Linked DNA regions of Homo sapiens: region 1 is linked to region 2. A link is an interaction called in ENCODE POLR2A ChIA-PET data of the cell type or tissue named here. Cell type or tissue: OCI-LY7. All regions are shown on one strand. Each heading gives the region's core, and the rest is flanking DNA. Links, peaks and the distances in the headings are about the cores only. Region 1 overlaps DTNB (dystrobrevin beta). Region 2 overlaps DTNB (dystrobrevin beta).

What was found. Peaks named below come from ENCODE experiments on the same cell type or tissue, not always from the same donor. Only the 100,000 strongest peaks of a DNase experiment are listed, where the experiment ranks them.
Region 1: POLR2A ChIA-PET joins it to region 2 with 14 read pairs; 2 of 35 experiments call an interaction of 5 or more read pairs at or near these places.

Annotation. Positions count from the first base shown.
Region 1 is chr2:25,588,079-25,593,458 of GRCh38, reverse strand. All of the region lies in intron 6 of DTNB (dystrobrevin beta), which reads left to right. Among named protein-coding and RNA genes, the nearest start is that of DTNB, 83 kb to the left of the region's middle. In OCI-LY7, for the core only: no CTCF peak of the experiment used is centred there; no DNase peak of the experiment used is centred there.
Region 2 is chr2:25,408,429-25,413,808 of GRCh38, reverse strand. The region is part of intron 16 of DTNB (dystrobrevin beta); the gene reads left to right. Among named protein-coding and RNA genes, the nearest start is that of DTNB-AS1, 10 kb to the left of the region's middle. RefSeq lists an enhancer at 3,280-3,399. In OCI-LY7, for the core only: CTCF peaks have their summits at 4,041 and 4,252 (motif pointing left); DNase peaks (open chromatin) are centred at 2,338, 3,238 and 4,248; H3K4me3 peaks cover 1,299 bases; H3K27ac peaks cover 3,536 bases.

The DNA of each region.
Region 1 (5,380 bases), core at 67-5,066, 180 kb before region 2:
CAAGAAGTGAGACAGCTTGGACAAAGTTTCATGCTGCAAGAGTTAAATTCAATGAGTTTTGCGTTTCTTTTTGAAAATGGGCTTTTCTCATGGTTTGTTTTGCTTCAGTATGTGTTTCCTTAATGAGAATCAGCTCTTACGTCATCAGATAGAAAACAATGTTGATGCAAATTAGAAATTGCATTGTTTTTTCATATGCACTTTCCCCCAGCATTTTGATGTTCTGGGCTGAACAAAAAAGCGATCACAATTAAAGAGAAAGTATGACTATTTTAAGAAAGAAGCTGAAAATCCTGCAGTACCTTCCTTTAGGGAGAGAAGTGACTGGTTTCAAGGACCCATGAGCTGCTTCACTTTCTGCAGTGCTGTGATGATGAAGCTGCAGCTGAGTGAAGAGGCTGTGAAGACGTTTTGCCTCCTGTGCTCACATGATCGATGGACAGAATTAAGCTTTCCCCTGGATCCGATATCTAGTTTTGATGAAACCGATCTATTTTGGAAGTTGTATGCTCGTCTCATGAAGAAGGAAATCAGTGGCTCAGGATTGAAGGCTGAAAGACACCATCCGACAGTGATACCAGTGCATGCACCTGGAGGGATTTAGTTTGGCTGATTATTTCGTTTGTCCTCTATTTACAAAGCCATGTAGATTCTTAGTGGTTGTTCCAACTCTGTTTTCCTCATATACCTTATGATTTTTAAGTCCACAGTGTTGTACTCTGCGCACCTTTCCATTATAGCATTTTGATGTAAAGAAATTTCAGCTTCTTTCTTAATGTAACACATTACAGCAGAAATGCTTTTTTTTAATGATATGAAGAGAATTACACATTGGTTTATTTTAATATAGTTTTAATTCTTTTTTAAAACACATTTTTTTTTTTGCCTGGGAAACTAACCCAAAATAAGGTCTGTGGATTATGTAGTTTAGTTGTTTTTAAAACACAAGAGAAATTAGATGCGTTTATAAGTTAATTCAGCAGAACCCATCTATTAGGATAGCTAAAATTAAATACTGACTTCGAATACTGGTAAAGATATTTGGAGTATCCAGTACTCTTTACAAACTGCAAGAAGCCCTGGTGGTTTCTTAATAAAACTAATCTGACACCTCCTCATGACCTAGCAATTAAATTAAAACCTAATCCTAGGTTTTAAGACTTTTCAGGAGTGCTCTTATCAACTATATTCATACTAGCCCCAAACCAGAAGCATCCTGGATGTCCATTATTAAAAAAAATTGGGGAAAAGCTAATTTAAGAGATGGTATGTCTGGAGTTTGCCCCAAAATAATGAAGGCTGGAGGGAAAGCGAAAGCAAAAATGAAACCAAATTAGTCATATGTTAAGAACTGTTGAAGCTGGGTAGGCATATTTTTTTTTTTTTTTTTTTTTTTTTGAGATGGAGTCTCACTCTATCACCCAGGCTGGAGTACATTGGTGCAATCTTGGCTCACTGCAACCTCTGCCTCCCCGGTTCAAGCGATTCTCCTGCCTCAGCCTCCCAAGTAGCTGGGATTACAGGTGCCTGCCACCATGCCTGGCTAATTTTTGTATTTGTAGTAGAGATGGGGTTTCACCATGTTGGCCAGGCTGATCTCGACCTCCTGATCTCAGGTGATCCTCCTGCCTCAGCCACCCAAAGTGCTGGGATTACAGGTGTGAGCCAGTGCACCTGGCCGGGATGGGCATATTATACTATTCTCTCTACTTTGATATATTTTTAAGAATTTTAATAATAGAAAAATTGTCCTTGCAAATTTGTGATTGTGATTATTGTCTGAACATAGTAGAGTATTGTTATAGCACCCCAAGACTAATACTTTGGTGAGTAGCCCAGATATATTAACATTCTTCAGAGTTTACAAACTAACTGACTTTCGACGCTTAAAAGTTGTTTAAAATAAGTAGTAAATGTATTTAAATTTCTCCCCAAATTTTCCAAACTTTAGAGTTTTGGAAAATGCAATATTTCTCCTTAGAAAGGAGATGCTATTTGTTATTTATTAGGTCTTCATATTAATGGCATCTGTGTCCCATCTAGAACAGCCACTGCCACGATGCTGGCTGCACTGGGGGAGGCGTGGCTGGGGCTGCATGCTCCATAGAGCTGGTGGGAGCCAGGAACAGGCAGAAGCTCCACCCTATTCTCAGTTGACAGGGTGGGAGCTTCGCCTTCCCTGGGCGCAGCTGCAGCCGGTCAAGCCATGGCTGCAGACCAGGCATCTCTGCACTGTCAGGGGCCTGGGAAGGCTGCCCTTGCCCCTGCAGGCTTGGAGGTGTCTGCTCCCGCTGCCTGGCATCTCCCTGCTCCCGCTGCCTGGCGTCTCCCTGCTCCCAACACCTGCTCCAGTGTCAGAGCGAGGCTGAGGCCGAGCTCGGGCACTGTTGCAGCCTGGCCAGGTGTGCACACGCTCGGGGCAGCACTGACATGCCAGCCCCCTGCCACCTCAGCACCCCCGGACTTTGGGCACTGATGAGCATGGGAGGAAGGCCACGGGCCTGAGGGCAGCTTGGCACTGGCCTGCAGGTGCCCCTTGGCACGAACACCTGGGTGCCATGAACAGCAGTAGGAGGCAGACAGGCCCCTGGGTGGAAGGGCGTGGGTCCCCGGTGAAGCCCCACCTTCAAGACAGGGAGGGCCTGAAGCCTGGGGGTCGGGCTGCTAGTCCCATGGACTGGAGTGGGAACTTGTGGTGCTTTTTCCAAGCCTACCCATGGCCACCCATGAACCTGTCAGCATGCGCTTCCTCCCCTTTAAGACCCACAAAAGCCCTAAACTCAGCCAAACTCGAACAAATGATTACCAGCTGTGGAGAGGAGCTACCCACCCCAGAGTCTCCTGTCTGCTAAGAGCTGAAGAGATGATGGGACAACCAGCTGCAGAGAGGAGCTACCCTGCCAGGGTCTTCTCTCTGCTGAGAGCTGAAGAGACATCAGGACGATCAGCTGCAGAGAGAAGCTACCCACTCCAGAGTCTCCTCTATGCTGAGAGCTGAACACTTGTCAGGACACCCTGGCTGTGGAGAGGAGCTACCCATTGCGAGTCTCCTCCGAACTGTTCTATTGCTCAATAAAGTTCCTCTTTGCCTTGCTTACCCTCCACTTTTCCACATACCTCAGTCTTCCTGGGTACGGGACAGGAACTCGGGACCCAAAAAATGGCAAGTCTAAAAGAGCTATAACGTAAACAGGGCTGAAATATGCCCCTTGCTTGCCATGTTGTGGGCAACAAGAAGAAGAAAGAAGGAGAAAAGAGCTGTACCCCTCTGGGGAGCCCAGATGTAGGAGCTCCCCAGGCCGGGGCTGTAATACCCTCCTTGGGGCTCTGTGGTTCCTGGCATCTCCAAGCTTCTGGGTGCCACCGTGTTTGCTGGTGCCAGCTGTGGAAGCAGCTTGCAGTATGCCTGGTCCAGTGCAACCTCACAGAGAGCCAGGGCCCGTGCTGGTGCCTGGAGCTGCCTGCCCCACTGCAGCTGGCATGCCTGGCTGTGCATAGTGGCCGGACCCCACACTCCTTCACACTCGCTTCACTGCTCTGCACATGGCTCGCCCTTGGTAGGCATGGGATCCAGGCTGGTAGCGTGAGCCGAGTGCAGCCTGCCAGGCCGAGTGGGTGGAACGAGTCCAGTGGGCCCAAGCAAAACTCCGGCAAAGGTGCCACTGGCCACAAAGGAAAAGCATCACCCCAGGAATCCTGTAACAATATTGACTTTAGTTCGAAGAGTTCAACCCACCTTGCACGGAATTTTTAATTTGATGCCTATCTTTATGAAAAGGAAACCTGAGGCTGGGCATGGTGGCTCACGCCTGTAATCCCAGCAGGCCGAGGTGGGTGGATCACCTGAGGTCAGGAGTTCAAGACAGCCTGGCCGACGTGGTGAAACCTCGTCTCTACTAAAAATACAAAAATTAGCCAGGCGTGGTGGCGGGCGCCTGTAGTCCCAGCTACTCAGGAGGCTGAGATAGGAGAATTGCTTGAACCCAGGAGGCAGAGGTTGCAGTGAGCCGAGATGGCACCACAGCACTCCAGCCTGGGCGACAGAGTGAGACTCCATCTCAAAAAAAAAAAAAAAAAAAAAAAAAAAAAAAGAAAAGAAAAAGAAACCTGAATAAGCAAAGAATGGAGAGAAAGGGAGAAGTGAGCAGATAGGAAAGTAGACACACTCTTACAATCAGTGTATGCAGGAGATACTGTTGATAACACTTTATTGGGCACCATGCCACATTTCCCTTGATTCACGGAGGCAGTGGCAATTGTATAAAAATGGGATTATACTATTGCTGGTTAATTTTAAGAATAACAACAATATTTCATGCCTGGAGGTGTCCTCCGATTGCATTTGACAAAATATTCTCTCCAGCTATGTAGCGAAATGATTTTTCTCCTCACTTTGAAGTGAGATGTCTTTTGGATGTTCTGACTTTGTTTTCCTGGACATTGAATAGAGTTTGGCAAGCATTGCCTGGCAGGTGTATCTATATTTGTTATTTCATAGGTATTCTAATTAAGGAGATTTTATAATCTCCGTTAGCAACCCTTTGCTACTGTGTACTTTGGTGTGGATTAGTAGTGTTTCATTGATTTGAAGACACTTTTTCATATCTTAATATTTCTGATGTTGAGATATATAGCCAATGATACCTCACAATTGCAGTTGGTTAGGCAGTGGTTATGATGGGCTGTCATTTCCTGCACATGTGTGAACTTGATCATAGCTGATCATTTGTTGTCACTTCAACTGAGTTGTATCCACTTTTGGCACTACATGTGTTGTCATTTAAAATGTCCTCAGAGGCCAGGCACAGTGGCTCACGCCTGTACTCCCAGCACTTTGGGAGGCCGAAGCAGGTGGATTATGGAGTCAAGAGATCGAGACTATCCTGGCCAACATGGTGAAACCCCGTCACTACTAAAAATACAAAAATTAGCTGCGCGTGGTGCGTGCGCCTGTAGTCCCAGCTACTTGGGAGGCTGAGGCCAGAGAATCGCTTGAACCTGGGAGTCAGAGGTTGCAGTGAGCCGAGATCATGCCACTGCACTCCAGCCTGGCAATAGAGGGAGACTCCGTCTCAAAAAAAAAAAAAAAGTTCTCGGAAGAGAGTATACTGTGATTTGGCATTAAAGACAATGTTGTTATAAATGCAGAAAGGTGTGGACAGAATAGAGGGGAATACACTGGATGTTAGTAAAACAAATATTCAGCATTGGAGGAATTCCATATTATTTTGCAAAGCAACAACCAGGTGCTTTTTAGAGCCTTTTTTTTTTTAAGGAGGCTTTATAGAGCCTTTTTAAAAAAGAGGATATCCCCAAATAGATGAAGCTGTATTTTTTTATTACTGAGATATAACCAAAATAATTTATTGTCACACTAAAG
Region 2 (5,380 bases), core at 201-5,200:
GCCATCCCATTACTGGGTATATACCCAAAGGATTATAAATCATGCTGCTATAAAGACACATGCACACGTATGTGTGTTGTGGCAATATTCACAATAGCAAAGACTTGGAACCAACCCAAATGTCCAAAGACTTGGAACCAACAATGATAGACTGGATTAAGAAAATGTGGCACATATACACGATGGAATACTATGCAGCCATAAAAAAGGATGGGTTTGTGTCCTTTGTAGGGACATGGATGAAGCTGGAAACCGTCATTCTCAGCAAACTATCGCAAGAACAAAAAACCAAACACCGCATGTTCTCACTCATAGGTGGGAATTGAACAGTGAGAACACTTGGACACAGGAAGGGGAACATCACACACCGGGGCCTGTCGTGGGGTGGGGGGAGGGGGGAGGGATAGCATTAGGAGATACACCTAATGTAAATGACGAGTTAGTGGGTGCAGCACACCAACATGGCAGATGTATACATATGTAACAAACCTGCACGTTGTGCACATGTACCCTAGAACTTAAAGTATTAAAAAAAAAAGGTGTCTGATTTCCCAAGAAAGCAAATAATGAAAATAATTTTTTTAAAAAGGAATCTGAAAAAAATTTGTTACCAAAAAAATACAAACACCAAGCTGATTAGTATTATTATTAATTATTAATGTTGTTATTTCTAGCTAAAGAAAATATACTGATACATGGCATAAAAATCACCTTGTCTTTTAAAGATAATAATCTATAAAATGCAGGATATCTATAGTTATTTGCATCGTTTGAAAATATTTTAAATATTGCTCAGTAAAAGCCCAGTGCTTACAGTCAGAAATACGGTTGTAGGATTCATCAGCATGTTACAGAGGGACACTAGGGTCACCAGAGACTGATGAAGTCCCTACTGGCAATGGTGTTTATGACCATTGGTGCATTTGAGCTATGGGCCTCTCTGGCCTCAATCAAACAATATCCCAATCCTAGTCTGGAAACAGTTCAGATGTACAAGTTCATCTAGGAACATTTTAGGGTTCCATTTTTCCCAGTGACTCAGTGCACCATAAAATTTCACTGCTGGATCTCTAATACCACATTCACTGAGCTATCCAAGGAAAGGGGTTCTGTTTATTCATGAAGGATTTGTTTCCTCCAACATTTATCTGATCTCTCCTATTAGAAGTTAATTATCTAATAATGATCATCTGGCTTAAAGACTTAAAAAGACTTTATATATGTTTAATAGAACATTTTATATAATGATCATCAGGCTTAAAGACTGTAACTTTAGACAGTAAAAGTTATGTAAGGATAGGAAGCTCCTTCAGGGTGGCCTTGGCCCAGCTTAGGTAGTGGGGCAGTGGGCCAAAGGATAATATACCTGGCACTCTGAAAATAATGTGATTAGTGGAATCTTGGGGAATTGGCCAAGAGAACTTTGCCACACTTGGGACCTTTCCTTTTACTTCAGTGAGTTTGGCTATCACGTGGGATCTTGCCATCATGCCCTATCTGATTTCCAAGACCCAGACAAATACCCACCTACAGCTATACCAAAGAGAGCATGGTTTGGCCTGGCTCCAGGAAGCCCCCCTTTCTGATCACAGCTCTACCAAATATACCTCAAAGGAAGGGCACTTAATGTTTAGTTAGCAATGGTCGACCCACAAGGGCTCACATAAACCTCATGAATACTAACTTTGTAAGTTTAAGAGAAAGTACTTTCAGAAAAACAAACCTATGCAACAAGAAAAAGAAACCTCCTCTTTGGCCATTAAAGAGATTGTTGGTGAACCCCTTGATGTTAGCATGCCTCATGGGTCACGTTCCCTTCTTAGCCTTTGGATACAGTCTCACTGGGAAGCGATTCAGATTCACATGCTTCTGCAATCTTCTGGGCTCCGTGGCTCTTAATCTTCCGAAATAGAAGCCTGAGTCTACTTCCCAAAAGGCAAAGGATTGCCATTCATTTATTTATTTAGCGGTGTTTTACTATATATGTTCAAGACAGTGAGCCTGGCCTTTTGGAGGATAAAAAGAGAAATCGTACACAAATACCACCATCAAATAGTCTGAAAGTTATTTCATGGTTGACATGATACCCTAAATGCAGAAACACAAGCCGGGCCAGTGGTATCCCGGGCCTCAGGCACCACTGCGGCCCTCCTAAGTTGGCAAATGGTACAGATGTCTGTTGGTAAATGAGGATCGCTGTGCTATACGTAGGACTCTCCCACAAACCTTTATCCTGGGTCGCAGTCCCAGGATATGTGCATAGACTGTCTGCTACTGCTGGCTCCCTCCCACACATGGCCTTGCAAGAGTTGGCAGGGTGTATTCATCGGTCTTGGCACCTGTACTCACCGTAGGGACCTGGCAGTTTGTTGTTATTTTTTTTCCAAAAAGAGGAAATATCACTATAATACTAAAAATAGGTTTGGTTTTTCTTTTCTTTTTTTTTTTTGAAACGGAGTTTCACTCTTCTTGCCTAGTCTGGAGTACAATGGCATGATCTCAGCTCACTGCAACCTCTGCATCCCGGGTTCAAGTGACTCTCCTGCCTCAGCCTACCAAGTAGCTGGGATTACAGGCGCACGCCACCACGCCCAGCTAATCTTTGTATTTTTAGTAGAGATGGGGTTTTGCCATGTTGGCCAGGCTGGTCTCAAACTCCTGACCTCAGGTGATCTGCCTGCCTCGACCTCCCAAAGTGCTGGGGTTACAGCCATGAGCCACCGCGCCCAGCTATGGTTTTTCTTTATGGTTAAGTATAAGTCTATTTGAGCCCAAAGCTTGAGGATGGCCCCCCAGGAGCAAAGATTCAAATTGCCCTGAATATACATTCTGATTAGCAGCAGTTACAGTGGGTTTAAAAAAAAAAAAAAAAAAGAAAAGGCAGTTCCTAAGTTGTTTACCAAGAACTTACATTAAAGTAACATAAGCAGGGCATGTGTTCTCAGGATCTCCTGAGGGTTGTGTCACAGGCCAGATACGTTTTAAAAAAATAATAACATAAGCTATTGATTATCTATACATTGTTCTTTTTATCGCACATTCCAGGAACATGAAGCTAATGAGTGAAGCAGCTAGTCAGTAACAAAATGCCTTTAAACCATTGCCCCCCCGCCTCGTCATGGCAGGGTGGCGTGACTGAAGCCCCATACCTGTGTCTCTGGGGACCTGATAAAGTTTGAATACCTCATATAATTCAGACTTCCCCGAGTTATTTTTGTTCTCATTTCCCCTCTTTTCATCAAGATCCTTCTGGGAAAGCATCATAGATGAACAAAAATGGTTTTGGTTTCTTTTATGTTCAGGAACTTACTCTTGCATACCCAGAAGGTTCATTTCCAGATGGTCCTGTCTTGCGTGGTGGGGATGGGGGATGGGTGTTTGTATTTCACTCCCCCAAAACTCCCTGAGCACCTAACAAGAGTCCGAGGATACAAGAGAAAAGTAGCTTTGGGGTGTGTGCCACACCCCCCAATATTTTTCATCACTCATCAATGTCAGGCTGAGAGATTTCCTTACCTACTTCCTAAATTTCCCTCCTGTACTATATTTCTGTCTTTTCCTCTCCTGACCAGAATGCACACAGCATATGAAAACCATCCTTCAGGGCCTCCAAAAACATTATCTCCTCAGCCAACTGGAGAAATTCTTCCACTGGAAGAATATTGAATTCCTAGGACACACTGCCTCCCCCAGAATACTACAGACTGAATCTCAGCAAAGCATTAACAGAAAAGGATGAAGAAAAAATGATTTGTAGGCTTGGAGCCTAAGAATCTAGGGAAATGATGGGTGTCATTTACTGAACAAGTGAAAATAGAGACATGATCTGGGTTAGGAGGGGACTTTGATCTGATTTTGGACATGCTATTATGTCCCATAGCCAGGCAGTCAAGCAAAAAGACCTGCTAGGTATTTGGACATGCGCAACTGAAATTTCAATGGGAAAACAGGGCTAGCAATGTAGACTTGGAACCCTTCAACACAAAATGAGGATTGAAACCATAAACGTGAGCCTTAGGGAAAACCCACAGTAGACAAAAAGAAGAAAAAGGAGGCAGGAGAAGGACCGTCGGTTCTCTTGGAAGCCCAGATAGTTGCAAGAAGGAGGAAGTTAGTGAGACAATAAGACAAGGAAGCCCATGAATTTGACAATAAGGAAGTTATCAGCAACTTAGGAAAGAAAATGTTCAATAGAGTAGTAAAGTGTACCCAACTCTGAAAAGTGGGCTTTGTCCTGTCCAACCTCCTCAGCACCACCTCCTGTCAAATAATGTCACTCCACTGAACAAAGATGTAAATCTTAAATCTGTGAATTACACATGAATGGACTGCCCTTCTCACTAATCGAGTCTTGCCAGCTAAATCCCATTTCTTTTTCATCTAAACAAGCACGTAACCTTTACAAACCTCATTTTCCTCATCAGTAAACTTCCAGCTCCACAGTTTTTGGATCCTTTCATCATTGTACCAGTTGGTACTCTGGAGAAAGGCTATAAACCTAGAAGGGTCTATAGAGATCTATTTGGGTCCTGGCCTATAGAGGAATGAATGAGTGAATGAATGAATGAATGAATGAATGAAATCCAGTTGGGTTTATTTCACTGATTTCTCCTTTCCTGACTTTGAAATCCTGTGGCCCTTACTTCATTGTCTGGGTTTTCTTTCAATAACTTCTTCCCCAGGGTTTATTCATGCCAGCCTCCCACCTGCCACTTTTCCAGACAGAAGAAAATATCCTAAGAAAACATCAGCTGCATCCCTGATGCCCTTCTCCTGTGGCTCACCTGCGTGATTCTTGGCCATGTCTCCAGCAGGACAGGTTTCCCTGGCATTCTTCCTCTCTGTTGTGCCTCACCTCAGCATCTTCTTTCAGCATGGGATTGTTTCCATAACTTCACTCTGAGAGCATCTGGAGGCATTTCGTCAAATCATGAAGCTGTACCAGTCTCTAGGGTAACAGGTTTTATAGCTGACCCTCAGGTTGGTTCTGATGTTCCATAGTAACGATAGTGCTAAGGTTTGGAGCGTCCTTCATGGAAAAGAACATCTGCTTAGTTTCAGCTAAAAGATGCATGTTATAACAAGTTCCATAGACTCTTACACTCTTCTCCATTTACTCCTAATCATACTTTGGCAGTATGCATTTGGAGCTGCAATATAGATGCCCTGATGTTTAAAAAAAGAAAAGTAGAAGGCTATTTTATAAAATTATAGGCAATGAAGTTAACTGCAGCTAAAGTGGTGCTTTTTTTTTTTTTTTTTTTTTTTTTGAGATGGAGTCTCACTCTGGTGTCCAGGCTGGAGTGCAGTGGTGTGATCTTGGCTCACTGCAACCTCCACCTCCTGGGTTCCAGCGATTCTCCTGCCTCAGCCTCCTGAG